Linked DNA regions of Homo sapiens: region 1 is linked to region 2. The links are chromatin loops, found by intact Hi-C in ENCODE. Cell type or tissue: K562. All regions are shown on one strand. Links, peaks and the distances in the headings refer to the core of each region. The heading gives the core; the rest is flanking DNA. Region 1 holds the start of LOC124901407 (a long non-coding RNA gene). Region 2 overlaps MYB (MYB proto-oncogene, transcription factor).

Region 1 (2,808 bases), core at 279-2,778, 110 kb after region 2:
ACTGCAACCTCTGCCTCCCGGGTTCACGCGATTCTCCCGCCTCAGCCTCCCAAGTAGCTGGGATTATAGGTGCCCACCACCACGCCTGGCTCATTTTTTGTATTGTTAGTAGAGACAAGGTTTTGCCATGTTGGCCAGGCTGGTCTCGAACTCCTGACCTAAAGTGATCTGCCTGCCTCGGCCTCCCAAAGTGCTGGGATTACAGGCGTGAGCCACAGTGCCTGGCCCGCCTATACTACATTTTGAATCAGAACCAGAATTTTTGTGCTTACAGAAGAAAAGCTTACAGATAATATCATTTAATTCCTTCATTTTACAGAAGGTAACTGGGGCGTATGAGTGTAAGATGTTGAGCTGAGGTTAGAAGTCAGTTTTCCTGACCCCTGAGTGTTGTGCTTTTCCTAGCATGCTATCAAGTTAATTGTGGATAGAATGCATTCTTCTCAAGAAGCACTACTGTACTTCTCCCCTTTAATGACAGTTTTAAGTTATTATTATTTTTGTTTTCAGGCTCTCTGCGTTCGTTCTGTTTTCACCTCTCAAGGCCTAGTGGTGAATCTACAGCTTTCAGAAACTCATATTTAGATTTTCTTCCCTAGCTCTTTTTTTTTTCATTTTAAGCTATTATTTAATGAACAAAAACCATTATTAAAACACGAAGTAGAAATTAAAATACAAGAAAGGTTCATACAGTCTTGTCACATCACATGGTAAGTTCTAGGCTTTGTCAACACGTGCACATAACTTTTAAATAATTGTCATTTATCAACTTTGTGCTTACATATTTTCAGCTCTGGCTCATTTTTTCCCCCATAAATGAGGGCTAAATTTACTTGAGAATGAAACAACTTATTGTAGTTTTGTTTTCACAGGTAACCAGATAGGACTGAGGTATACAAAGTAAAAGAATGCAGTTGGGGAACTAGAAGCTCTTAAGATGCCAGTCAGCTGAGGAGGCACTGTGGCTAGAGAAGAACTGACAGAACTGTGCATGAGGCAGGTGGCAGGGTCAAATGAGTTGAATAAGAAAGCTGGTAGCTAGAGGGGCAGGGTCCCCGAGGATAAGAAGTCCATGAAACAAACATTCCAATCTCAGAATGGAGCAGCTTCTAATGTACTAGTGCCTCCTCTTTTTATTTTTTTACATCATGAGAATGAAAAACAATACCCATTGGTAAACATATGCAAAGGTTACAAAGACAGTAAATTAAAGACTAGAAAATGATAAAATCTTGGACTATCAGTTATACCATACTAGTAAACCAGGAAGGGAGCATAAAACTTACTTTCACTAGCCACATGATTAGCTGGAAAATAACCTTCCTGTCCCTTTCCTATGCTGCCATACCACCAGTCTTCATTATCTTTGAAAAACACTCGGATAATGTCTCCGCGATGGATGGTTAGTTCATCTGATCGATTCGCTGTGTAGTCATAAAGAGCCACTACCTAAGAGAGAGATAAGACCACCACAGCTTTATCACAACTGTACCACAGAGAAAACCCCCAACATTCACTTCCTCTTGCAGAAGAGCAGCTGAAACCAAAGCAGTACTTTGGTAAGTGTGAGGCTGTCTCAAGGTTTGCTAATGGGATGAGGGGTGGTGGGAACACAGCAGGAGAAGCAAGATAAAAGACTGTGGGATTGAGAAATGGTTACGAGCATTCAATACACTAAGATTAGCTTCAAAATAGCAGATGTTAATTTTTTAAAGTAAATTACTTGTGAAGCAAATAAAAAAAAGCTCACACACCATTTACTTTTTTAGAATTGTTTTATACTACCTTTATGTCTCATTCTCTGTGCTAAGCAGATGCATCTGAAAAAAAATTCTTCAGAAGGTCTACAGTTTTACAAAAAGGAAAAACTCAATGGAACAATCTGATTGTATTGCTTGGTTTACTGTTAATGTCTTTTTTTGAGATAAATTTCTCTACACACATACATATTTTTTGATGTTTTATATCAACAACTTAAGCCTTCTATCTTTAAAAAGTATCCATATAAGTTATTTTTACTTGATACGAATTTAAGAGGAAAAGCCTTTTCATGAGAATCCTCTTCTTTGTGTTACAATAATCATTATATTTGACTTCCTTTTCTTTTGAAAACCCAAGTCAAAATGATATGGCAGTGGCTGCACAGGCATTTAAAAATCCTTGGCTGGGCATGGTGGCTCATGCCTGTAGTCTCAGCACTTTGGGAGGCCGAGGCAGGAGGACTGCTTGAAGCCAAGAGTTAGAGATCAACCTGAGCAACAAAGCCAGACCTCCATCTCTATATAAAAAAACAACAAAAAAAATTAGTTGGCTGTGGTAGTGTGTGCCTGCAGTCCTAGCACTCAGGAGGCTGAGGTGGGAGGATCACTTGAGCCCCAGGGTTTGGAGGCTGCAGTGAGCTATGACTGCACTACTACACTTCAGCCTGGGTGACGCAGGAAGACCTTGTCTCTAAAAAAAAAGAAGAAGAAAAAAATCCCTTATAGTAGTTAAAGGCAGGAAGACCTCAATTCATTTTAGATTTAGATCTGATACACTGTATAAAGTAGGACATAATAACATCTATACTAAATAATACATTTATGCTGTTTTCCCCTCTACTTAAACAGTATCTGAAAATGTATAGGTTATACAACTACATATGTAATGGAAAATTACATATATAGTTATATATACATATATATATATATATATATATTTATAGCATGTCTCAGTGTGCACAGCACGTGAGAGTCCAGGGAAGAGAAACCTAAGAGTCCCATGTGGTGGGAACCCGGCATTAGACGTGAGAGCTGAGATAGAAGGTTA
Region 2 (2,808 bases), core at 111-2,610:
TGCACACGACAGAGATCTTTCCGAGCCTTTTTCATCTAGTGTGCTGTGCTGACCCGCTCCCCTGGATGCCTGCACACTCATTTGGTTCTCCCTTTTGGTCACTTTTTTCCACTTACCCTGGCAGAAATTCACGTGGCTGTCAGTAGTAATTCAGTGACCTGCTTTCAAAAAATGTTATAAATTAAGCAGCTTTTCTGTGTATAGCTTTTGGGTTGAACTGAGAAGGGCTAAGTGAAGGGAGAAGCTATGTTGAGCTCAGAGTCAGAATGCCCTGCCCCAGACATTTTGAGATGTGAATTTTTCATTTGTTTTGTTTGGTGACACTTAGAGAGAATAAACATTCTGAGATAAAAATCTTCCTTGGGCAGGCCAGCAAAGATAGAATTGCTTTAGAGCAATTTGGCACTTGGTCTTAATCTTAATAGTTTGGAACTCATATGTGACTAAGGAAAAGGATATTGCAAAAAGTTGTGCCACCCTAGGCTATATGATATAAACTTAGAAAGTCTATCAACGTGAAAGGTGAAGAGACCTCTAGAGACATCGGGGACAAACTCCAAATTTGGGAAAGGTCCATCCACATTTGCAATTGTTAGTTAGGCTTGGGAAGTGGAGTCATTGGTGGATGAGGCAACTTCCAATCACCATCTCGATTTTTATTTCCCTAACTTTTAAGATTATTTTCTATAGAAAATCAGTAGTGCTGAAGTTGGAGTCATTTAATTGATTTGTGCCAACCTAGGGAAGCATTTACTCTCGAGAAAAGTTTGGTAACCATTAATCTTACCTTAGCAACATTTCAGTTTAAGCTTATCTCTGACTTTCCAAAGACAACTAAAGATTTCTACAGTCTCTCTTATAACTGATCCATTTTTTCAAAAGATGTCCCTTTGGGAAGGAATTCTCATTTTTAGAATTTTAGTCCAGAGGAAGTATTTTTTTTTCAGATAGGTGAAATAGAATAAGCAGAAAATTCTTATTTTTTACTGTTTTATATACCATTGATGCCTGCTTATTTTAAAACAAAACACAATAAAAACATGATACCATCTGATGAGTTGCTTTGGTTTTACTTTTTTTTTTTTTTTTTTTTTTTTTTTTTTTTTAGTTTATACAAGTTTCTTATTAGGTCAGCAAATTGTAAAACACATAATTTGCCAAGGCTTTTGAAGCCAGCAGATACTGGGTGAAGTTGCTGTATGAATATAATAATAAGAACCGTTTTTGTTCAGCTTGATGAAAAAACTATTCATGTTCTAAATGAAAATGTGAAGATCATCTAATTCTGACAGAAAACCACCTGTGGACATGGTCTTGTTTCTTTTTATTTCTTCTGTTTTCTACAAAAGATGGCAATATTTATTTAAAGTGCTTTAACAGGATATCCCAGTTAAAGCTTTGACAGACTGTTTATAGTTCACTTCTGCCCAGGGGCAATTAAAGGCACATTACAGGATAAGCGAGATGACTCCCCGGCCACAGGAGGAGGATGTGTGGGTAGGATTATTAATGTTGAAATGAATTATGATAGAGTGACATGTCTGCAAGAGCACCATGGGTTAGTAACTTAACAAGAATTCATATGCAGAAACCCATAATTCTCAGCAGTTCTTTAGGGTAAATGAAACTAAAGTTTAGGGAGAGAGAACAAGGAGAATTTGCAAAGATATGTATGACAGTATTTAAAAATGTTCTTCCAGCACAAAGACATTAATCTTCCTTTGTCAAAATAATTCTTTCTGCATGAAAAGTTGGCATGGGGCTCCCAGGCTTCAGGTAAGATGGGAGAAAGGGAGCGTTTCTTTTTTTTTGTACCAAAGTACTCAATCTTCTGATCTTCCTTGACTTTCACGACATAGGCATATGTCTACTCTGACCAGTTTGTTTCATTTATTGTGGTAAGATGTGCTTGTCTTGTGCTTTCCTGGTGCAGAAAAGGAGCTGCCTCGCTCATGCTTGGTGGCCTTTTTGTTCCTACACACAGTGGTTCTCGTACATGGTGGCTACCACATCCTGGTGTTTGTCTATACTGGGAGAATCAGGCGTTCCAAGTCATCTTGGCTGCCCTAGCTCTGAGCTTCAGGGGATATATGACTCAGAAATGCTATGCTTTCTGGAATTTGGATATTTCATTTTTATTTGTTTCTTGGTAAATTCTCTTTTGACTTAGGAGAAGCTAACTATTTGGAAAGGTCTCTCAGAACTCTAATTACAAATATATGGTACCTTCTTTATATTGATCTCATTTTTAAATACCTAGTCCTGGAGGAAGAGCTAAATATGAATACAGTGATGAGCTGTGTAGGGGATCTCACAGGAACACAGTCAGATTTCAAGTTGAAAATAGATTCAGTTGATAATACTTAGTACTAGATTCTCCTGAATCGACTTTGGGAATTCTGAGTCAACCTAAGGACTATATTACAAAGGATCAGACCTTGACTTTTAGGCCAGGTGTAGTGGCTCATGCCTGTAATCCCAGCACTTTAGGAAGCCAAGGCAAGTGGATCACTTCAGTCCAGGAGGTTGAGACTAGCCTGTGCAACACAGCGAGACCCTGTCTCTACCAAAAATACAAAAATTAGCCAGGTGTAGTGTAGCACCTGCCTGTAGTCTGAGCTACTGAGGAGGCTGAGGTTGGAGAATCAACTTTAACCCCGGATATGGAGGCTGCAGTGAGCTGTGATCATGCCAGCCTGGGCAAGGAGCAAGACCCTCTCTCAAAAACGAAAACAAAAAAGACACAGAACTTGACTTTTAACAGGAGGCATAGTAATAGCAAGCATAAGATTGTTTTAACATAGCATT

Evidence for each region. Hi-C counts contacts between places; a loop is a spot of excess contacts. Peaks named below come from ENCODE experiments on the same cell type or tissue, not always from the same donor. Only the 100,000 strongest peaks of a DNase experiment are listed, where the experiment ranks them.
Region 1: a loop joins it to region 2, with 3 times the contacts of the local background. A loop is called at or near these places in 2 of 110 quality-filtered maps.

Annotation. Positions count from the first base shown.
Region 1 is chr6:135,321,876-135,324,683 of GRCh38, forward strand. It overlaps AHI1 (Abelson helper integration site 1), which reads right to left. Exons shown (of 29, transcript NM_001134831.2): 25 at 1,287-1,449. It overlaps LOC124901407 (a long non-coding RNA gene), which reads left to right and starts at 1,509. Exons shown (of 2, transcript XR_007059783.1): 1 at 1,509-1,559. RefSeq lists an enhancer at 971-1,110, a cis regulatory region at 1,452-1,599 and a silencer at 2,756-2,808. In K562, for the core only: no CTCF peak of the experiment used is centred there; a DNase peak (open chromatin) is centred at 1,506.
Region 2 is chr6:135,211,152-135,213,959 of GRCh38, forward strand. The region is part of intron 15 of MYB (MYB proto-oncogene, transcription factor); the gene reads left to right. All of the region lies in intron 2 of LOC105378011 (a long non-coding RNA gene), which reads right to left. Among named protein-coding and RNA genes, the nearest start is that of MIR548A2, 27 kb to the right of the region's middle. In K562, for the core only: no CTCF peak of the experiment used is centred there; no DNase peak of the experiment used is centred there.